Linked DNA regions of Mus musculus: regions 2 and 3 are each linked to region 1. Evidence: chromatin loops called from intact Hi-C (ENCODE). Cell type or tissue: heart. All regions are shown on one strand.

Evidence for each region. Peaks named below come from ENCODE experiments on the same cell type or tissue, not always from the same donor. Only the 100,000 strongest peaks of a DNase experiment are listed, where the experiment ranks them.
Region 2: it touches region 1 in a loop (2.2-fold over the local background); 6 of 42 quality-filtered maps call a loop at or near these places.
Region 3: a loop joins it to region 1, with 3 times the contacts of the local background. A loop is called at or near these places in 6 of 42 quality-filtered maps.

What each region holds. Positions count from the first base shown.
Region 1 is chr1:161,192,509-161,200,508 of GRCm38, reverse strand. It overlaps the pseudogene Gm6185. Among named protein-coding and RNA genes, the nearest start is that of Tex50, 37 kb to the right of the region's middle. In heart, a CTCF peak has its summit at 4,814 (motif pointing right); a DNase peak (open chromatin) is centred at 4,298; H3K4me3 peaks cover 1,220 bases; H3K27ac peaks cover 748 bases.
Region 2 is chr1:160,977,981-160,985,980 of GRCm38, reverse strand. It overlaps Serpinc1 (serine (or cysteine) peptidase inhibitor, clade C (antithrombin), member 1), which reads right to left and starts at 7,398. Exons shown (of 8, transcript NM_080844.5): 1 at 7,266-7,398. LOC115487665 (a small nucleolar RNA gene) reads left to right here and starts at 5,441; the gene lies at 5,441-5,578. In heart, a CTCF peak has its summit at 4,149 (motif pointing left); no DNase peak of the experiment used is centred here.
Region 3 is chr1:161,282,156-161,290,155 of GRCm38, reverse strand. No RefSeq gene overlaps it. Among named protein-coding and RNA genes, the nearest start is that of Prdx6, 35 kb to the right of the region's middle. In heart, a CTCF peak has its summit at 3,254 (motif pointing right); no DNase peak of the experiment used is centred here; H3K27me3 peaks cover 272 bases.

The DNA.
Region 1 (8,000 bases):
TAGTACTGGAGCTGACACTGCAAAGCCCAGACCAAGGGTGGGCTGCAAAGAGGCCCCCGGGTACCTGATGGGTGATAACGATCCAATGCTTCCTTGCCACCTCTCCTACTGGGATGGCACATGCTCCTCCCCTTAGTTTGAAAAATCTCTCTTGTCTGATTTTCAATCTGCTGAATGTCTACAAGTCTTGGAAACCCGGTTCTTTTCCTAAGTGTTCTCCATCCAACGCACTCCAAGAGGTTAGACATGACCTCCTCTGTGTCCCTGAAATGCTATCCCAGCACAGTAAAGCAAGGAAAAGCAATCGATTTTTCTTGGATTGCTTCTGGGAAAAATCTATGATGCTCTCCATGCTGGCTTGAGTAGGAGGAGCTAGATCCTTCATCAACAGACAGATCTCAAGCCCCGCCTCCTCTCGATTCCCTTGCTTAGGACTTCCCCTTTAAACTGGTGAAGTAAGCTGTTCAGCCCCAAAGCCTGTCTCCTCAAAAATGGCTCTCAAGATCTACACTAGGGAAGGAGCATTACGAAGCCCTGTTCTAGCTGTGATAAAGCATTATCTGATATAATCAGCACATGGTGTGACTCTCCAAGTTATTTCTATTTCCGGATTCAAGCCACTCAGAGCTCCTATGAAGAAAGATAGGAGTGGAGGCCCTGAGGTCCCAACTCTTACCTCTCAGCTGTCATAGAATAACTGAGGAATTGAAGGATTTTTAAAATATCTCCATAGGGTCCAACAATCCCTTTGCAAATAGTAGGATCCAAAAATACATAAGTTTAGAATGCCTATTAAGTTGTTTGTTTGTTTGTTTGTTTATTTGTAATATAAGCAGGTATACCATTTAACAATAGCATGCTTTTGGGTTATGTTGTTATTGGGTTTTGGTTTTGGTTTTGGTTTTGGCTTGGAAATATCTTATTCGAATTGCCACCAGCTTCAAATTCAACAGTCAGGACATAGCAGGCAGGAAAAGATAGTGGCATAAGTGAAAAAGCAAACAAGGGCTGGAGGGCTCAGCGGTCAAGAGCACTGACTGTTCTTCCGGAGGTCCTGAGTTCGATTCCCAGCAACCACATGGTGGCTCACAACCATCTGTAATGGGATCTGATGCCCTCTTCTGGTGTGTGTGAAGACAGCTATAGTGTACTCATACACATTAAATAAACAAATAGATCTTTAAAAAAAGACCAAACAAGTGGAATGACTAATTACAGTAAGTAATGAGTAATTACTGAAAGGCAGCGCTACCAACAACCAAGTGCAGTCGCTACACTAATCTGTAAGCCTTATGAACCAGTTAGTCCCGAGCTTCATTCACAAACACATCAAAGGAACAAAGGAGCAAAAGTTATTGGTGCCAAGTTTGTTTCATCTTGCAAAACCAAAAAAAAAAAAAAAAAAAAAAAAAAAAAAAAAAAGGTGCCATCCTCCATCACAGGTATTTATTCTTTACAGGATAAGTTAAACACTTAAAACAATTATTTCAGAACGGCCTTTACACTGAACAACTTTCCATGGGAAAAGTCAGAGTGAAGGCTTATTGTCCACATCTGCTTTCATTTGAGATGAGAATTTCTTTGGCAGATTTCGACTTAGTGTCTGTGATTTTGCATGGTTTCTGAGAGGAGGCCTAATCCATTGGTCTGAGAAGACACTGATCCACCCCCCACCCTCACCTCAACCCCCAACCCCACTCCAACACCCACACCCACATCCAATCCCACTCCAACACCCACACCTACCCCCACCCCAACTCCAACACCCACACCCACCCTAACCCCCAACCCCACACCCACACCTACCCCTACCCCAACCCCACTCCAACACCTACACCCACACCTACCCCTACCCCCAACACCAGGTGGGAAGGGTAGGTAAGAGTTTTGCTGGTGATGCATCTCGCTCTGACCTCCTTCCTTCACACATTACGATGGTGTCACACAAGTGTGGATGTGAAGGGGAAAAAAAAACCCAACAATTCATAGAATAAGTCTATCGGAGTGACGTAGAGAAGGCACTATTGTCTCTAAACCACTTTCTTCATAATGACAACATCAATAATGCTGATCACTGATGGCACATTGAAACGTTAAAGATAGAAATATGTAAATAAATAGAATTTTATTAGCCTCATCAAAGACAAGACCAGCCAAGTACTAAAATTCTCTGAAATCTATACTGAATGCATATCAGGAAACTCACTTAGTAATGATGAACTCCATCCTCGGTTTAAAGCTTAAAGAATCCAAATTCAGGCCTACCGTGACCAAAGCAACAATGCCTGACATTCCGAAATATTCCACTGGGGAGAGAAGAAAGTGAAATAAATTTAAATGTGATTAAATCTATACACTGATTCGCCCTGAGGAAAAAATCAGTAGGAAAGGTGAAAGCAGCGTTTCTTATTTAGAAAGTTGCTTCAAGGGATTGGCTAATGCTGTAGCTCAGGGAATAGCAGTGCTTCTTCGGAGATGGGCAATAGAATAAACACCCAGCCTTTGTGAGCCATGGGACCTTCCTCAGCTATGATGCTGCAAGAAGCCGGAGGTAACATGCAGACGGTTGGCTAGCCAATAAAATACTACAGACTTTAGACTTCAAATAATCTTCATCTCCATGAGATATTATTCTTTGATTCTGCTCTTTTCATAAAGCTTTTTTTAGCTCAGAGCAGATTTGACCCAGTTTGCCAATCCTGCATCATCACTGAGGCTAGGGCGAGTGGGAAAAGAAATGACGTAATCTCCGCTCAGCACCTTGGGACTTTGTGCTGCATGGGCCAGGCGTTGCTGCTTCCTGGAGCATTTGCCCTTCTCTCCCCGACTAAATTGGCAATTCACTGGGCTCTAAATGTTGAAACATAGTCTAGGGAGAATGTTAGAACACAAAAATACTAAAGGTGCCGGGCTACAGAGTCTCCAAGGAGCCCAGGGTGACAGTAGACAGAAAGGAAGAGAAAGAACATCCAAGCAAGCAGTGGAAGAGCTTTCAAACAGGGCACAGCACGATGCTTATGGGATGTGACCTCCCCTTTCTCCATTAATGTCCCCACGTCTGCAAAGCAGGTGTTAAGTGGGGTGAATAGCACCTCACATCCTTATTGCAAGCATTAACTTAGATGATATGTTCCTTGGCATATGTGCATGGCAATGGATGGCCACTCTTGTGATTCCAGTATTAACCACTGTTGTGACTACTACAGTACTGATTTTAATCCACTGGTCTACCACTTATCAAAATTCTTTTCATTTATCTATTCACTTAACTTCACTTTGGATATATATATACATACATATACATATACATACATATATATATATATATATATATATATATGCACTTTCCTAACGAATTTAACTTCAACAATCAAGTTGAGTAAAGCTAACAGTTCTGCAAATGTTTTGATAGGGGACAACTGTCAAACTCTTATTTCCAGTTTCTTTGAGTACATGCTAGTTCTTATTTTTGTCTGATATACATATATATATATATATATATATATACACATATGTATATGATCTTGATTTATTTATTATCATATATATTCTTGCTGAGTTTTAAACACATTTTTATCAAATGTTTGTGTTTCTTTTTTTTAAATAAAGCTTATTCTTGTAATTAACTGCATCAGTTCTTAGCATGACTTCAAATATATTTCTGAACACATTCAAGAAATTGATTTTTTATAAAGTTACTGACTACCAATTTCCATTTCTTTTTTTTTTTAAGATTTATTTATTTATTTATTATATGTAAGTACACTGTAGCTGTCTTCAGATACTCCAGAAGAGGGCATCAGATTTCATTACGGATGGTTGTGAGCCACCATGTGGTTGTTGGGATTTGAACTCGGGACCTTCAGAAGAGCAGTCGGTGCTCTTAACCACTGAGCCATCTCGCCAGCCCCATGTCTGTGTTTCAATGACTTGAGCCAAAGTGACGGAACATTTTTGGTTATATTGATAAATGAAAATAAGGAACTTGTATTGTTAATTATGTGAGAGTCCCATCCCAACTCGAAAACGTGTGTGTCTGGGCTGGGAATCCTCTAACGTGAAAGGGAGGCTGAAACGCCTTCTGCGACCCGGTCCTGGCACTCTGCCCTTGGCTATCATCCATTTAATCTGTCTAAGGGGACACCAAATATTGGCTGCAAACACCTCCATTCCTATTAGGAAGAAGAAATGAACCAGCATTTATGAGCCACCCTGTCTTGAACACAGTAGGGAGCTGGCAAAGGCTCAAAAACAAGTGTCTGGGATTGGGGAGAGAGACACGCCCCGCCCCCCTCCAGGAACAACTGTCACTCAGAAGGAGGTGGGAGGAGCTGTGTACACAAGGAGCTCTTGCCAGTCCCTAGGGTAGCCGCAGCTCACAAGCATAGCAAGCTTCATTAATGCATGCAGTGCCTTACACAAATGGAGTATTGTTAGACCGATTGTATAGAAGAGACAAGCTTAAAGAGGCTAAGTATTTCCCAACGTTGCTGATTGACGGAGTATATCTGGATTCTGTCTACTCAAAAACACATTGAGAAGGAATGTTGGTTCATTCGATCAGCACGTATTAAATTACTGTCGGGCATTTGACCAACTCTAAGCTTGGCTGAAAGGAGGAAAAACTAATCGAGTGAAGAGCTGACTATGAGCGCCACTCATATTCAAGAGGCTCACAGTCTGGTAGGGAGGTGGAAAAACTGAAGTAAGGCATCCACAAAACTTTCACAAAGGAGCAAAGAAATAAAGCTGAAGGAAACGAGCATTCCGTGAATGTTTTCGCTAGTTTGACTGGCTCAGGGCAGTAAGCAACCACTAGGTGGCGATATATCTACAGGAAAAAGAAAACTGCCTTTCCTTAGCTAGAGGTGTAAGAGACGGCTGAGATCTTCATTGGTTAAAGTTGCTCCAGTGTATGAGGGGAGCAAAAGCAGTTTGGTCATAGTTAATATGGTTCCTGGGAGCTGAAACACCTCAAGTCCCAATTTTACAAAACTGAACTAACGGAAGGCCCACTGGGGCTGGGTACAGTTACTCCTGCAACTTACCCGATGCCCCAGCTTCTCTTCCTGACACAAGCACTCTTGATCTCCCCACTCTCGTTTCCCACCTTCTAGATTCAAGAAAAGATCGCTATTTGAAAGGACCTTTTAGTCTAGTGAGTGAAGGATGACGAGCTTGGAAAGCCCTCGGGAACTTCTCCGCCAACTTTTCCCATTTTATGGGGTGAGCAGCTCAAGAGTCCAGACAGAAACAACTCCATGACGATTCCGCTTCTAGGGCACTGCCATGGACTTACTGTAGGGTTAGAGAATAGAGCTCAAAGGGCTAAGAGTACCCAGACATAGGAGCGCAAAGACATGAGGTTACAATGAGAGGCCAGGAGAGAACTAGATCTGACAGAGAGGTGATGTGACAAAACACAAGTGGGTGGGTGGGGGGTGGTAACAGACAGGAGGAAGACATGAAGCAGGGGAAAGGAGCAGGGCAAACCAGGACTCCCAGGCTCTCTAGTAGGATGGCAGTTCTTGTGTTTGTTTGCCTTACCAAGGTAAAACGTCATGTACACCAGTGAGAAACAGAGAACAACGTTCGTCAGTGTGTTGCTAAAGAGGTCGGTCAATATAATCTGGATGACTCTCGTACACCAATAGCCACATATGGTGCTTCCAAAAACATCAAAGCTGAGTCCGATGATTATGTGTAACTCTAAACATAAAAGAAAGGAGAGAAAGGGGAGAAAGAAAAACGTGAGTTAACCATCTGGGTTTTGGCTTGTTTGTCTGTGTTGTTTTGTTTTTTTACTGACTGCACTCTGGTTTGTAAACAGGGGGCCTGTTCTTCCTCAGGCAGAGTGCCCTGTGAGAGTCTGATAAATCTACTTAATGTAGACTTCCCCAGGGATGTAAGTGAGCCCCCACTTACACGCTGGTAAACAATCCCAATGAAACTCCTTAGGTCACACACAGAAAGACATTAGACAGGAGGGCTGGCTGCAGAGAGGAACAAGGAGTGTGGGGAAAGAGACAGGAGAGACTAACAGGAGTGGATACGATTGAAACACATCATGAAAGCATAACTAAGCCCGTTACATGGTTAATGCGTGCTAATAAGCCATTTTAAAATTATCTACCTGATTTCCACCAACACTTCCTTATGCTTTTGGTCCTCCCCACCCCCTCTTGCAGCTACCACAAATGTGTCCCCAGGGCTCATGTCTCCCCTTCACGCTGTGCTGATTCCTGCCATTCTTCTCTAGCTACTAACGAGACATCTAGAAACCTGTCAGGGGAATGTATTCCGCATCCCAGGCACCATTAGCCACACAAATCTGGCTGTTGTCCCCCTAGGATTGTTTTACCAATATGCATTAGTTGTTTGCCTTCACCCTCAGATCTAAGACCACGCACAACTCTTAGCATCCACCAACTGAGATACATGCTGATCCCAGCTAGAGGGATAACCTGGGCCGGATGATGCAATTGGTCTATGTGTGTATGCATGCTGAGGGACAAGAGATGGGTCTTTTTAATTATTTCTTTTCCTTCTTTTCTTTTTTTTTTTTTTAGATTGTAAAATTATATCATTTCCTCCTTCCCTTTCCTCTTTCCATCCCTCCCATATACCCCAGTTTGCCTATTACAGATCAATCCAACACACACTTTGCATTTTAGCAATCACTAAAATGCAAATATGGTTATATTTTCTTGTTTACCTCACTTCTCATTTTAATTGATCAGAGAGCAATGTATAGAGAAAGATGCAGAGACAAATGCACTTTCGTTTCAATAGTAATCTTAGGAAGTATACAGACAGAACATCAACCATCTTACCTCTGAACATGGACGTGTCAGTTGAGTGACCTCGAAAAATTCCAAAGAAAATGCATGTGAAACTACAAATGATCAGCGACTCCCCTCTGATGATATCCGTGTACATCTTAGAAATACCTGGGAAAGGAAAAACAGGGTGTCATTTAATGTGGAGCGTGGAAATGATGCTCTCACGTAGAAAGCAGAGAAGAGATAGAACATGACGGGGGAAAAAAACAGAAAAAGAAGACCATTGTAACGGGCATGGGTCTGAGACAATTCCAGCTAACACTTTTTAAGTTTCCTATTCTGCCTTCTGACTTTTCAGTGGCAAAGGATATAACAGGAGCACCCTGGTACTGCCCTGTCCTGGTTTCACTTCTGCTGCTATGAAAAAAACAAAAATAAAAATCAAAACAAAAACAAAAACTTATATGATAAAAGCAAATTATCAGAAAAAGGGTTTTCTTTGGTTCACAGTTCCGGATTATAGTCCATCCTAGCAGGGATGCTGAGACACAAGGCATTTAGAACAGCTAGTCACTTCACATACATTATCAAAGGCAGAGAGAAATCCATGAGTTCAGACTTACTTGTACTCAGCCCTCTCTCTAAACTTACACAGGCCAAGATTCCCTGCCTAGGGAATAGTGCTGCCCACAGTGGCAACTATTATAGTGGGTCAGCACGATCTAGCTGAGTTTTGCTCTATCAATTCATTTATGTAGGCAATCATAGAGACTCTTTTCTCGGGTGACCTTAGGTTGTGACGAGTTGACAACTAAAGCCAACCTTTTGATACCCACTGCCTCAAATGTTTGTTCCTTTCCTTTTACCTTATGTTTGCATATAACCGTGTCTGGTTGCCTTTACGCAGTCACACATGTGAGGCATGAGGTTGATATTAACTACCTTCCTCAGTCACTCTCCCCATCACTTAGGTCTCTCACTGATCCCAAAGCATCACTGTTTGGGCTAGGCTGGCTTGTCAGCTGGCTCCAGGGAGTCTTTGTCTCTGCCTCCACCACACTAGGATTGTAGGTAACCCACCAAGTCTACCTGGCTTTGAAGTGGGTGCTGGAAGATCAGAACTATTGACATTACACAAATGCTTTACCTGCTGAGCCAACTATCCACCCTGCCATAAACACTTTAAAGCTTCTGAATGAGACAAAGCTTAAGACACCG
Region 2 (8,000 bases), 210 kb after region 1:
AGGTCTGAAGTCACAGCAAAGGTCTTGCCTGACTGAGCGGGACAATTCAAGGATGGATGCCAGAATTTGTTGCTCAAAGGCCCATCATTACTCTTGACTAAAGACAAACATCACCTGTTTAGCCAATAGAGGGATATGTTCTGAGCTGCAGGCATCTGCATGGGTTAGAGAGCAGCCATGTATGTAACCAACATACAAAAAGTGGGGATAGGGACAGCACAACGCCTCAGTGGGTAAAGGCATCTGCTACCAACCCGATGACCTGAGTTTGGTCCCTGGGACACACGTGGTAGAAGAAGAAATCTGACTCCCACAGATGTCCTCTGACCTCCATCTGCACTGTAGCATGTTTGTGAGATCATACACAACAAACAAGCAAACACTTAAGGATGTGTGTGTGTGTGTATGATACATGCGTGTGATTACGGGTAACCCTGGCACCAGCATGTGTGAGGGTCAGAGGACAACTCTGCTGACGTGGTTCTCTCCTCACCTTTATGTGGCCACTAAGGATTACCTCCCAGTTATCTTCCTGAGCTTCCAGCTTGCTCTGTCTAGCAGGCTTGGCATTTTTGAGTGCATAGGCCAGTTAATTTGAGAAAATCTGGCCTTCATTACTTGTTTGAACCTGCTGCGAGCAAAGCTTCACCTGCAAAGTTAGTTTTCCCCTTTTTATGAAATGACATTTTAAAAGTTTGTAAGTAGCATACAAAACATTATTAGACATCTCTCTATATTACTAGTTTTCATCATATTTTCACATGCTAATTTAGTCAGTTTTCATGGTGTCTCTCTCTTTCACTCTCTACCTCCCTCTGTGTGTGTGTGTCTGAGAGAGAGAGGGGGAGAGAGAGAGAGAGAGAGAGAGAGAGAGAGAGTAGTATACTCCGAAAACTGAGGATTTGAGGGTTGGGAGGCCTGCCTAGGCTGCACAATGAATTTGTGGCTATCTTGTCTTCAAAAGAGAAAGGAAAGAGTTGAGAGATTTGTGCTAGACCACACATGCTGCTAAAGCCATGGGGAAGCAGGCCCTCCTACCTTCACTTTGGGTGTCTTAGTCAGGGTTTCTATTCCTGCACAAACATCTTGACCAAGAAGCAGTTGGGGAGGAAATGGTTTGTTCAGCTTACCTCTCATCACCAAGGAGGTCAGGACTGGAACTCAAGCAGGTCAGAAAGCAGGAGCTGATGCAGAGGCCATGGAGGGATGTTCTTTACTGGCTTGCTTCCCCTAGCTTGCTCAGCCTGCTTTCTTATAGAACCTAAGACTGCCAGCCCAGAGATGGTTCCACCCACAAGGGGCCTTTCCCCTTTGATCACTAATTGAGAAAATACCCCACAGCTGGATCTCATGGAGGTACTTCCCCAACTGAAGCTCCTTTCTCTGTGATAACCCCAGCCTGTGTCAAGTTGACACATAAAACCAGCCAGTACATTGGGGAATGCAAATGGCTGAACTCCCCGATAGGGAAGTTGTGCTCTGGGCTGCCATTCCACTTTAGGAATCCAAGCTAAGGTCCGCTTGCATACGTATAATCTCGGCCACCACCAACAGCCCTGTCACTGAGGGAAGGATTCCCTAGAGCATCTAAGTGGGAAGAAGGCGACTGCAGAGTATTATGGTGTTGTGCCTTTTGTAAAAGGAGGATGCAGATGGGTGGGCAGAAAAGGGTGTGAGGCCCAACACAACAGGTAAGCACTCCTATTTTCTTGAGACAGGGTCTGTCCTGTCTCAGGTTGGCCTCGGTGCATAACCAAGGCTCTTGAAGTGCTGATTTCACTGCCTCTGTCATATCCAGTTTATACGGCGCTGAGGCTATCCTCTACCCCAGGGTTTCCTGCTGTTATGGAAACAGTCTTCCAACTGGGTTCAACACGCCCCCCCCCCCCCTTTGACAGAGTTTCTCTGTGTAGCCTTGGCTGTCCAGGAAGTCACTTTGTAGACTAGGCTAGCCTCCAACTCAGAAATCTGCCAGCCTCTACCTCCTAAGTGCTACCCAGGTTCTATTTTTGTTGATGTTTGTCTTAGTTAGGGTCTAGTGCTGTGATAAAACACCATAAAAGCAACTTGAGGAGGAAAGCATTAATTTCCTCTCACATGTTCCAGTCATAGTCCTTTTTCCACAGAAGTCAGTATGAGAACTCAAAGTAGGAACCTGGAGGCAGAGACTAAGGCAGAGGCCATAGAGGGATGCTGCTTACAGGCTTGCTACACCTGCCACCTTAGAGCACCTGCAACCACCAGCCCAGGGGTGGCTACTGCCCACAGTGAGTTGGGCCCTCCCACATCAACCACCAGTCAAGAAAATCCCACAGGGCAATCTTCTGAATTTTGGTTCCCTCTTGCAAAATAGTAGTTTGTGACAAGTTGACGTAAAAGAGGCCAGCACAATATCCATTTGTTTTTGAGACAGAGTCTCTTACACGGTTCAATCTACGCTTGGCTTTAGAACCCATCAGCCTTAGCCTTTTGAGTGCTGGGATGATATAATCCACCATGCCCGAGTTTTCTAACATTTTTTAAACCCATCAATATGTCACGTAGGCAAAAGGTCTCGACTTGATGAGCAACAATGGTGGCAATGCCGTGTCACAGGGAGGCATGGGAAGAGGGGTCCTAGTACAGTCTGAGGGTGGCAGCACCTGAAGGGGGGTGGGGAACTGATCCCCGAGCAGGTGTGGGGAGGGGAGATGGAGGAAGCCCACTTCAGTGTCTGCTGGCAGAGTAGTAGTGTTTAGGTGCCTGCCTAGCAAAATAATCTGGGTTGGCTAGGAATGTTCTATTGTCTGTAATTTCACCATTATCTTGCTGTTAGCTATTGGATTGTATCCAATAAGCCAAATACCCAAGGATGAAGTGTGATTTCAAAATATTATATACCAGAAGCTACGCTGGCTGCTTTCCAGAATGGCCTCATCTGCTCTACCGGGATGTTACTGTGCCACGCTTACAGATGGGGAAAACAAATGCCTGTTTACTTGGCTGGAGTACTTGTCCCCATCACAAAATTAGGGGAAATGAGGTTCAAGGCCCTCCTTTGATACCTGTTTCACAGGTCTTAACCTGAGCTCTTAACCCCTGCACCATCTCTCCAGCCTTGTTTCACAGGTCTTCTATGTGTTGTTAAGGAATTGTCCATGTTCTCTGGCTACAACTCAGCATCTGCTTGTTTTTTTCCCCCTCCCACCGTTTTATGAGATAAGTTCTTTCTTACTATGTAGCCCTTACTAAATCCTTTTGCTTTTGTTTTTCCACATGTGAAGCTTGTAACTTCTCCCACCACCTGGTTCTTTTCCTCTGGATAGTCACAAATTTGTTCATAATGCTCTCAAAAATCCAGGTCCCAGAAATGACCTTAGAGGCTTTCTCATTGGCTACAGATATTGTATTAGTGTACATGTGTCTGATATGCATCCCAGATGAGCACAGCCACCACATAGCTTCTATATCATGTGGCCAGCTCTTTTTAGCTGTTTCAGTTTCTGTGTTGCATGATTAAGCTGTAACTGTTCCAAAGGCCTGCAGGTTACCAGCCCAAGCATTTCCTGACTCTCAGCTGTGGAACCCATCATTTTTGGGATATGCTATGGGGATTCCATTACTGAAAAAAAAAGCACCTGTGATTCTTGGCCAAGAAGCAAACACCTGTCTTATTCTACGATATCCAACATTGCCATCAGAAAGACAACATGGTCAAAAGACAGTCCTGCTGTGCTGAGCTGCATTGCCCCTGGCTGTTTTCCCCATCACTGTGTACTGCAGCAGGCCTCCTTAGAGTCCTCACTACCAGCCTGGCCTCAGCTTCTCACACATACAGCTCCCCTTGGCTTTCACTGGCTTGGATGATCCCAAATATCTTCTCTTTTGGTTCATCTTAGATTGTGTTGAGAAAGGAAAGAAAAAAAAAAAAAAAGACTATTTCCAGGCAAACTGATTTGTGACTGTACTCCCCTTTGCATACTCCATGAAATATTTAATTAGTTTTATAAGATATAAGAAAAGTGTTCTAGGGCTGGAGAGATGGCTCAGCGGTTAAGAGTACTAACTGCTCTTCCGAAGGTCCTGAGTTCAAATCCCAGCAACCACATGGTGGCTCACAACCATCCGTAATGAGATCTGATGCCCTCTTCTGGGGTGTCTGAGAACAGCTACAGTGTACTTACATATAATAAATAATCTTTAAAAAAGAAAAGTGCTCTAATTTTCTTTTGAGACTTTAGTTATATCCAGAACTGGAGGCAAACTATTTATGGGGAGCCAGGGATGTAGTTCAGAGGTGGAGTGCGTGCTCTCTAAGAGTAAGTAAGACACAGGGGTTGACTAATCAGCACTAAAAATGAAACTTTAAAAACATTCTCTGTGTGTGTGTGTGTGTGTGTGTGTGTGTGTGTGAGTGATGTGTGCAGCTGTGTACATACCACAGCACGTGTACGACCCGAGGGCAACTTTTACAGAGTTGGTTCTCCCCTTCACCTTTGATGGTTTCACTGTGCAGTACAATCTGGGCTAGCTGGCCCTGGAGCCTCTGGGCAACTCTAGCTCTGCTCCTCATCTCACTACTGGAGTTGTGGCATTTCAGATGGGTACCACTGCAATTGTCTTTTCATGAGGTTCCAGGAATGAATTCAGGTTGCCACTCTGACCCACTGAATCATCTTCCTGCCTTCTGATATACTCGTGTCAGGTAAAAATTTGGGGGAGAATTCCCCTACTTATCTGTAGAACCGTTTCTCTCCATTCTGAGTGGAAACAAGATTGGAAAGCATACATCGGGTCTTCCAGTGACATTGAAAGAATATTAACGTTTACTTCCCCTCTAATTTTTGGGACCTCCTTCAGGTCATTAATTCCTTTCTACAGCAGCCTCCAGTCTACATAAATCACCGTGAGCAGGTCATTAACTGGCCTTTGCCTGCTGCCCTCATGCCCTAGGCTGTGGTGTTCTTGTCTTTGGTAGCTCAGACCCTCCTATGGTTACTGAGTAACTCCCTTCCATAGAGCTTTGGCAAAACACAGAGCCTCAAAGCAAGGGCATGCCTAGCTCCTCTGGATTGTCGAAGAAGAAGGACCTTAGGGTAATAACAGCATCTTCGGGTGGTAATTAAGGTGGGATGAAGCTTATCAAGAGCAAGCCCGGCATTATCATGTTGGCTGCTTTTCCCAGGGTCTTGAAGCATCTTACTGGAATTTGCCCCGGTCCTCGGTACAGCTAGAAAGTTCAGTTTGGGTTTCAGTGAAATCAAACCACAAGAGCAAATATTTATTGAACATGCTCAGTGCACACAGCTGTGGGCTCTGAATGAGATAGGACTCAATAAACATTTATGTTTGAAGAGGTACAGATTTTTTTTTTCTGATTTAGCAGTTGATACTTCCTTAATGGAGAGATTATTAAGACTTTTTAAAAAATAGGCATTACTGATTCTTGAGGACAGAAATACCCCCCGGGCAATGGGCAAAGAGACACCTATGGCAGTGGTGTTCTTATATCAGTCAGGGGCAGAGTGGATGGCAGTTATTCATCCTAGATTAATGCCTGGTTTGATGGCCAAAGCTGTTTCATGCCTAGGGCACATAAATAAATAAATAAATAACAACAAACAAACAAACAAACAAACAAATAAATATTAATCAAGGCTGGGAGGTAGTCAAGAGCAACTTGGGGAAAAAGCTCATTGCATGTACATTAGCTCAGAAGTTGTAGGAGATAAGAGAAAACCACAGAAGAAAAGCAGAGTGCAAAGTCAGGGAGAGTGGCAGAATTCCCAGTGACACGGGGATGACATAGTTTGACCTCGAAGCAGCAGGAAGAAACGTGGCTAAAGCTAGGACGAAGGTGTGTGCTGTGATGACAGCAGCTGAGTTATAGACTACCTCGCCTTTCACACATCTTCCAAGCCTTGCTTTAGAAAACCCTTATAAGTTCATTTAAGGGACAAGGAGGGCATGAGGGTATGGGAATGACTGTATCATGGTAACCATCAGAACTAGTTAAGGAGCTGAAGCCCAGGCCAGAAATGGCTCAGCAGTAGAGATGTCAGCAGGACCACTGACAACTCTTCCAGAGTACCCAGGTTCAATTCCCAGCACCCACATAGCAGCTCCCCTCTCTAACTTCACTTCCAGAAGAGATGGTGCTTTTTCCTAGCATCACTGGGTACTGCATGCATGTGCTTCAGACATGACATGTGTATGCAAAAACAAACAAAACCCACAACAACAAAACAAAAACAAAACAACAAAAAACAAAAGCCACCGAGCACCACCGGCACACCTTTAATCCCAACACTTGGGAGGCAGAGGCAGGTGGATTTCTGAGTTTGAGGCCAGCCTGGTCTACAGAGTGAGTTCCTGGACAGCCAGGGCTACACAGAGAAACCCTGTCTCAAAACAAAAACAAAAACAAACAAAAAAGCCTAATACAGATTAAAGTATAATACCCCAAACTACAAGAGGCCCTTCTGCCATGGGGAAACAGGCATGCCATGCTTTGAGTCTAGGTGTACCCTAACTATCCAGGGAGTAAAAGGTTTAGTTTAGACATATGACACAGAGACAAAGAGGTACAAGAGAGCACCTTTAGGTCCTAACTGGGCTTGGGAGGTTAGGAGTATGTATGACAGACTAAAATCACTATAGGTTTTCCTTTCAACTATTCCCAAGGGCTTTGATGCCATGAAAAGGATGTCCAAACAGATCTACTGTTTGGTCAAGGGGACTAAGGAGTTCTGTCATCTGTCTTCAAGTCACCACACAGAACCAGCCTATTGCCCAACTCCTCTCCTACTTCAACCACTGGGCTGGTTCAGGCCCTAATTTCGTGTAAGCCGATTGCAATTGGGAACCTAGCCTCACTTTAAACAGATTCAGCATGCCAATGTCCAGCTTCACATCTGTATTGGTATTGGTATTTAACTGAGAAGTATAAAGCTGCTCAGCAGCTAGGTCCATTTTTCTTGCAGGGAATCCAGGATTGATTCCCAGCACCTACATGGTGGGCTACAACCATGCGGAACTCCAGTTCCAGGGGATTCAATACTGACTTCTACAGACACCAGGCACACATATGGTGCACATACATACAATAAATCTTCAAATAGAAAAAAAAAAAAAACAAGACCCAAAACAAACAACAACCTAAACTCCTTCAGGCCTCATTGAGACTCATTCGTTTTGTAGCTGCTCACGCTGCACAGGAACCCTGACTTCCATTTAAGGCACCTGCTTCTTCCGATGTGAACCCAGCTAAGAATCACCCTACTCACCTCTCCCCTTAAAGTCTTCAGGTAGATATGTCTTCTGATTATGTCTTATATCTCACCACTTCACTAAAATGTCTCAGATACAAATCAGATCTATTTCTAAAATTACCTATTATGGCGAGTCTTACGCAAGTGTGCTCTTTGGCCACACTGAACACGAGTATCATCTGTGATCATGTGCCTCCAAGCCCCACCCCAGACCCGCTGAAACAGACTGCACCTTACCAAGGGCCCCAGTGAACACCATGCACATGGGAGAGGCATGCATAATTTTTTCAATAATTGTGAATAAAGAGGCACAAATCTAGATTTTGTATTTCCTTGCATACTACCTTCTGCTTATATTTTCTTTACCATCAGGACAAGGCCATTTTATTTTTAGTTTTGAGACAGGTCTCATGTAACTCAGGGCCTTGAACTTGCCAGTGTAGCTCAAGCTGGCTGGCCTTGAACTTGATCTAACCTGGAACTAGAGAGTAGTGCCACCACACTTTGGCATGGTCTACAGCCCTTGCCATCTGATCCTACCTCCTCTTTTATCCTTGGATTCAAGGGAAGCTGGGTGGGGGCTGGTAGCATGGCCTGTTCCTGGAGCTTTGGTGGGGTAGTAAAAGCTACAAGCAACACCTCTTCAGCTGCCTGTCTATAGTAGTTGTAATGAAGATCCCCATTTCAACTCAGTCCCTTCCCTCAGAATTCATATACCCTATCTTCCCTTACTAGGACAGCTTAGGACTC
Region 3 (8,000 bases), 90 kb before region 1:
CATCCATGGTTAGATATGTTATGATCCTTTTAAGTAGAAGGCAGGGAGGCACTTTTAAAGGAAATGTTGGTTATTCAGTTGGGGAAAGAAAGGATGTGAGGTCCTTCTATATTCCTTACTGTAAAGGGATCTGTTCATAGACATAATTAATATCTTAGTATGCACACACTGCTAGTGGCTTGCTTGCTCTGGGTTAACCCTACATTCTGAAAGCCTGGAGGGAAGCAAAATTCACACAGACACTAACTACACAGGCTTTCAAGCAGTGCCTGGGACCAGATGTCCAGAGAATAGGAGAGGAGGCAGCACAAGCTCCAGCATTGAGATTCCAATGCTGAGCTCCAGGAAGTCTTCCCTGCCCCGCCAAACTTGTCACTCTTCATCTAAATTCACAGAGCATCCACTGCCCAACACACCGCCAAGGGCAGGAATTGTCTAAGAATGTGTGTCTGTTTCCTTCCCCAGCACCTACCTCCAGGTATACCAGGACTCTGATTTTTTTCATCTGAGCACCCCTAGCACCACATCAGCAATAGGCAGACCACAGGGCTTTTCTTGCTGGTCTGACTCTGACGACAAGGAAACGATGCCTGGAAGAATGCTTGCTCAGAATGGGACATGGAGGACTCCGAAGTGCTGCCTCCGCCCTAGAGGACGGGCACCCATACAATGCATTGACCAAGGCGCCAAACAACATTCCTACTCTATCCTAAAAGTCACCCTGCCTGGGGACTTGTGGACTGACATCCTGTAGGTAAATTCCAAGCGTGAGTCTTGTTGGCCTTCACCAACAGTGTCACAGTATTGACTATGGGAGTTCCACTGAAAGCGGAGGTCTCTCGTGAGTCATTCTTTACATGGCTCTAAAGAGTCCTGTTTGCTTAGGCTCAGCACTTTCCATTTGTAGGTGTCTTGAAAACTTTACAGTCAGAAAAAAAAAATGTATACAAGAAGAAAAGAAAGTGATATAAATTGAGAGCCAAATATTGAAGGTCATAGGTTAGGGCAGCAAATGTAACAGAGGGAATATCATGGCCTGGAAGTCCAAGACTTTTCCTCGCACTTCGCACCTGTTATAGAGGTCCTAAGGAAGTGGGAGGGAAGCCTGGGCAGACGGCTACGCAGCACCCAAAGGTCTGGCATGTTATGGAGCTGGTGAGAAGTGCTGAACAGCACTTGGGGCTCTTCTCAGGGACTGGAGTTCAGTTCCCAGCACCCTTGCAGGTGGCTCACAAGTTCCTGTAACAGCAGATCAAGGATTGAATCAGTCTGCTCTAACCTCTAAGAGGACCTGCACTAGTGTTTCCAGAACCACATGCACACATACTCATGCAACTACACTTTTTAAAAGATAATGAGGGCTGGTGAGATGGCTCAGTGGGTAAGAGCACCCGACTGCTCTTCCGAAGGTCTAGAGTTCAAATCCCAGCAACCACATGGTGGCTCACAACCAACAGAGTTCAAATCCCAGCACAACCACTCTCTAATGAGATCAGATGCCCTCTTCTGGTGCATCTGAAGACAGCTACAGTGTACTTACATATAATTAATAAATAAATAAATAAATAAATAAATAAGATAATGAAAATAAATCTTTTTTTTTTTTAAGGAAAAGATTATTGGGAGTGAGCCTGTGACGTGGGGGGCGTGCCTCCGCGAGGCCCCGCCCCCTCTGGCGGGTCAGGATTACAAGGCAGCGACTGGGGCAAAGAGAGAGCACAGCCAGAGACCTGAGCCGACTTTCAGGGCTGTCCGCGGGCCCTGCACTCTGTAGATGAGTTGGAGAAGTCCCTTGTATCAGAGTAAGATGGACGGTAGCTTTGACTGTGATTGTGGTGAGCTGGAGCCACCTGATCACTAAGAAGAGTCAGCCAACGTCACCAGGGCTTTCTGTTGAAACACAAGGAAGCAAGGAAGGGGAGGGAACTAGTGCTTCCCAGCGCCTCAGGATGCTGCTCAGGACCAGTCCAACCCTGAATGTATCTGCATTGTGAGAGGATGTCCACGGAGGCCTGCCGGGCGCATATTTACTCACAGTTTTGTCCCATGTTAAGTCGGTTAGCATAGTAAATCTGAGTGCATAGTATGTCATTTCAAAAAAAAAAAAAAAAAAAAAGATTATTGGCATGCCTGTGCTACAGAAGAGAGAAATAGCAGAAGAGTGAGAAGCTAGGAAAGAGGCACTTATGGAGTCACTACCCCTACTCCATCCCTATGGGGTTGAAAAAAAACACACAAAAAAGAGCCGGGTGTGGTGGCGCACGCCTTTAATCCCAGCACTCGGGAAGCAGAGGCAGTAGGATTTCTGAGTTCGAGGCCAGCCTGGTCTACAAAGTGAGTTCCAGGACAGCCAGGGCTACACAGAGGAACCCTGTCTTGAAAAACAAAAAACAAAACAAACAAACAAACAAACAAAAAAACCAGAAGAAAAGGCTTTGGGCAAGGGGGTGGGGAGTCAGAGCAAACAAGCCAGAACCAGACTCCCCTTGCATGTATGTTGCAGTAGACTTTGTGACAAGTTTATTATTTTTTGGAAATTTAATATAAATTCAACCAGTGACTTTACCCTGGATCCATCCTGCCCTGACCTTGCAGAGCTGGGTTAGACCCCAGAGCCTGACGTGAACTAGACAGGAACTCTGGTAATGAGCCACATCCCTAGCCGTCTGCTTCCCTGATCTTAGCCTTATTTGGTTCATTTATTTAAAAAGATGACACGGTTCAAATGCAGTCAAAATGTTATTTGCCAGCTTCTGTGTACTGCTTTCTACCCTGATTTTCGTCTCATTTAATGTTTATATATTTTAAACATGTCTGCTGAATAAGCTGTGTACAACCGGCTACAAACCCAGATCTTATTTTACATCTTTCCTTTGTCCCTTTAGCTCCATTTTCTGAATTTGCCCTGTCCCAGCACGTTGGATAAAACCTAAGCAATACCACAGATATTCTAGCCACTCTTCACCACTAAACAAAAAGACCCTTGTCTTGGCCTTTAACAGCACCTGCCCCTAACTCAATGCTAAGCACTCGCGACCTGATTGCCTCTACACTTCTTGTATTCAGTCCCAAGGAGGAAGGCATGGGTGATGTCACCATTCTGCGTGCTACAGTTTCCTTAGCCAGCTGCAAGTCCTCAAGTCTTGAGCTTTTGAGAAAAGATACCTTGAGAGCAAAGACTTAACGATCGCGAATCTTATGGTCTTGGCTGGCTCTCTATGCGTACTCGTGTTCATGCTGCAATTAGAGATTATGCACACCAGGGGGCAGTAAAGGCCCTTTTCTTTGCCAGAGACTGTACTACCTGTTTTAACATAGCCACGGTTCTTGGGATATACTAAATTTTCCCTAACGTCAAAACAAAACAAAGAGAATAAACACCTAAGCCACAAACAGGTCAAAATTAGTTACAATTTATCTTCCTCCAGTCTACACTCAGACACTTTTCCCCAAGGGCTTCTGTTTTGCCATTTAAAGATCTTCATTAATATTACACTGTCTTGAAAAAGACAGACATGCCTGTGTGTTTCCAACATATAAGAACTTATTGAACAAAATAAATTATAAGTTATGTCAACTGCAAACTTGAGTAGTCCCAATTCTCTTTAATAGCTGGCCATTGGCAAATTTGTTTCCTTTCATTCTGATCTTAATTACTAATATTAACTCTCAGATCTCACATATTACACAGCACTGTGTGTGTGTGTGTGTGTGTGTGTGTGTGTGTGTGTGTGTGTTTTACAGGATGACTACTAAAAGGTCAAAGAGGCCAGAGTGCAAGACATCCAGAGGCCTTGCTGGAGGCAGAGGCAAAGGAGTGGCACAGGTACAGACAGAGTCACTACACAGGGTATAAGATATTTATGGACCCAGTTGAAGAACTTCTGGGGGCTTAAAAAGAGCCAGGCTGCAGGGTCTCAAGGCTGAGTGCAGCCTCAGTGTTGGCTCAGCTACAAAGGCACAGAATAATGTAAGCAAGATACAGAACCAGGCACAGACAGACAAATGGATGGACTGACAGAGTCAGAAGGAATGGCAGCTAGAAGTGAGATCTGAGCTGAGCTGAAGTCTCCACGACAGTTAGGAGTTCTCTGTAGCTGGGCGGAGGTGGCGCATGCCTTTAATCCCAGCACTTGGGAGGCAGAGGCAAGTGGATTTCTGAGTTCAAGGCCAGCCTGATCTACAGAGTGAGTTCCAGGACAGCCGGGGCTATGCAGAGAAACTCTGCCTCGAAAATATATATATATATATAAATGAGTTCTCTGCACCCCTCCTGGAAACATACACTGTGTGTTCAGATTAAACGGGATCTTCAAAAGTGTCTGGTGGTTTTGATAACATCTTTTCTGACATGGTATTAATGTTCCCAGGTGCTCATATGTCCTGATCTAACTTCAGTAAGTTTACAGGTGGTAGGTTTTTACTTTGTGGAGTAAGTTTCTGATCTGTGCCTCATGGTTGGTGGTGGGCAGGGGCTTATGTCTGTGTGCATGACGTGTGCCGTCGTCATTGCTCCTCTGTGTCTGCACTGGAGACAAAGCCAAAGGCTTCCTGGTAGAATGGAATCACGCAGGGCAAGGCACAGCCTGAAAGTTGCTGTTTTACACACTATGGAGTAACGGAGAAGCCTGCTGTCTGATCTCCATCATGGGCATTAATATTCCAGCATTAATTTACTCAGACTAATTATTAGAATATTCTAATAGAATCCATTGGTTTTCCTATATACAAGTTAAAAAACTTTCCTTAAGCCGGGCAGTGGTGGTGAACGCCTTTAATCCCAGCACTTGGGAGGCAGAGGCAGGCAGATTTCTGAGTTCGAGGCCAGCCTGGTCTACAAAGTGAGTTCCAGGACAGCCAGGACTATACAGACAAACCCTGTCTCGGACAAAAAAAAAAAAAAAACAAACAAACAAAAAAAAAACTTTCCTTAAAAAACTTTCCAAGTGGTAGTAAACGTGATGGTACTTAAACACCACAACAGCCCTACGAGGTAATTAAACTTAGCACAAGCACACCCCACTTAGGAGTTCTGGGGAAAGCATAGGGTGGCTGGTTAAGTTTGAATTTCAAATACACAGCAAATAATAGTTGTGTGGACAGTTCACACAACCTTCAGAACACACTACATGGAAGGCAAATAAATTTATATGAAAATATTGTTTCACCAAAACTCAAATCTAACTGGATTAAATGGGAAAGCTAGACCAGTATCTTCAGTATAAGCAAACTGTCCCTTGATGGGAAAGCAGGAACTTGACCTAAATAGCAGCTGGAAAGCAAGCAGTATCCCCAGCTCAGAACCCCAGGCTCCTGGCAACACCTGCCCTCCAGACCATGCTGCCCTCTCCTTGCTGTGTGGGAAGGTCCCACCAGTCAGCTGTTCCCATCTCAGGTGAACTAACCCTGGCCATAGTTCCCAGGTTACTATAAAAGAAAAGATTCTTCCTGGCAGAGGACTCACTGAGTAATGCACTCCCATGATGCTTTCCTCCTTGATAGCTTTGTTTATTCGGAAACACAGTGAAAACCTCCCCCAACCTTTGTTTATGTTGTCTACCCTGATATTCATGTTTCTATAACTCCTTTTAAGGCTCACTTTAGAAAACTGAGATTTAAACACAATAGTCCCTCATGACTTGGTCCTGTGGCTTAAATTACCTGAAACTCAATAATGTAATTTAAACAGAACATAAAGAGAACAAAATAAAACTGTTGTGTTTCAATGCTATAAAGATATCGGATACTTAGTGGACTTTATAGTTGTTTCCGCCAACTTGGATTTTGTTAAAGGATTTTGAGCACTAAGAAAGGACTGTAGGGGGGTAGTTTTCCCTTTTCCCAAGGTTAAGGTTAGTCCCTAGCAAAAAGGAAGAAGAAGGAGGAGAAGAAGAAGAGGAGGAGGACGACGACGACGACGAGGAGGAAGGAGAAGAAAGGAACATAGAAAAGACTGTATACAAGCGTTCAGGATAGTGTCTGTAGATGTGAGTTATCTTTACTAACACTTGGGAACTTTTTGTTAATACTTGAGGGAGCTTCATACCTAACTACTATAAAGAGTGCAGAATGGAGAGTTAGGGTCCAGAGATTTAAAAAAAAAAAAAAAGATAAGACTGTGAAACAATGGAGAAAGACTACACAGCCGTTCACAATCACACCATGAGCAAGTACTATGCACCAGTTCTGAAGGTCTGAGGAGTCTAATGCAGTGCGACAATTCTGTGATGGAGAAACAATGCCTACAACATCATGGAAAGGCAAAGGGAACCTAAGCCAGTCAGAGAAACTTCTAGAGTGATAGATATTCCAGCTGGATGCTCCCTGGGACAGCAACTGCTGGTCAGGCTGAGAAGGCATCTTCCAGATAGAAGAGCCCCTTAAAGGCAACAGTACAGGAATAAGACACCATAGTGTGTGTGTGTGTGGAGGAGAAGGAAACAATTGTTAGCTTCTTGGAAAGCCAAGACTGAGCAATCTACAGTTTCGGTAATAACGGAACACCATCTGTAGCAGATGGAAGACCAAAGGGAAAAGTCCTTCCATCTTCAACAGACAAGATGACATCACAAGACAAGAGACATAGAAAGAGGAGTTCTTTGTGTGTGGACCACTGAAGATGCTATAACAGCCTAATTAATGTCAGTGGCATCACTGCAATGATGGCCTCGAGTCAGTATATGAGCTTTCACAGTCTTCATAACCACTCTACCACACAGGTCTCACTAATTCCATGGAATGTATGTGGAAGCTGATTTGCAAGGCAACTGAATGATTTTTCTCAAGATGCCATAGGCAATAACAAGAAACGGAAGAATCAACCTATTTGTCAGGAGTTATTTTATCCTCTCTTCCTTCCCACCACTTTAATCAAAGTCAACCTTTTATTTCATGTTTTATTACATCGATACCCCAAATTCCACACTTCTGCAAAGCTTTTCCAAGACTCCCCCACAGTACAAGGTATGGAGCCTTTGATCTAGCAGGTACTCAGTGGCACCTTGATAATAGGTAATGAACCTTTTCGGGCACCTGTGTCCACAGCGTAAAGGAGTCACAGTCATCTAGGCCCATAAGGAAGAACTCTAGGAAAGAATGGACATTGATCCAGGTCTTGAAGAAATTGGCAACCTTTAACTGATGGAAACATGGGATAGGAAAAGAGAATGGTTCATGCACAGTGAAGAAGATACGATTTGTACAAAGGCTTGGTCACCTCCCTTCCCTATCTTCGGCTTTCACTCAGGCGTGTGTCACTTGAATGACAGGAGATGCTCTAAGAACTTTAACATTGGACAATTCTCTTGTGTAAACATCACACATTGTACTCTCCTAAACCCAGATGATATGGGTCACTCATGGACACTGCCTATTGAAGCAATCAAGAGAAGTGCTAAAGATGAATATACAAGGCTGCTCCCTTTTTAAATGCATATTGTTTCATAATAACCCTTTCTTTACAATAGGTGTGTGCCCTAAAATTCTGATAAAGGTATAGCAAAGTAAATATATAATCTAGTAACAAGATTTAACATCATTATAAAGTACATATATATAATTATGGTGCTAGACTTTTACCTGTCAACGCAATGGGTTACTTACACTCAGTCATCACAGGCACATGACTAATGAACTTCATCTCTGACATTATGATTGCTACTATTAAAGGATGAAGGCTTTTCAGCATCGCTATAATCTTATGGGACAATTGTGGTATGTATGGTCTATCATCAACCAAAACATTGCTACATGGTGTGTGTCAACACCACTACAGCCAACATCATTTATAAAGTGTATAGTCCATTTGTGCCACTATTGCAAAATATCTAAGCCTAGATAATTTATAAATAAAGAAAATTGATTTCTTGCAGTTTGGAGGATTGATGAAGACTGTGATGGTTTGTATATGCTTGACTCAGGGAGTGGCCCTGTGGAATAGGTGTGGCCTTGTTAGAGTAGGTAGGTTCCTGCCTGAACCATGCCTGCCTAGATGCTGTTAT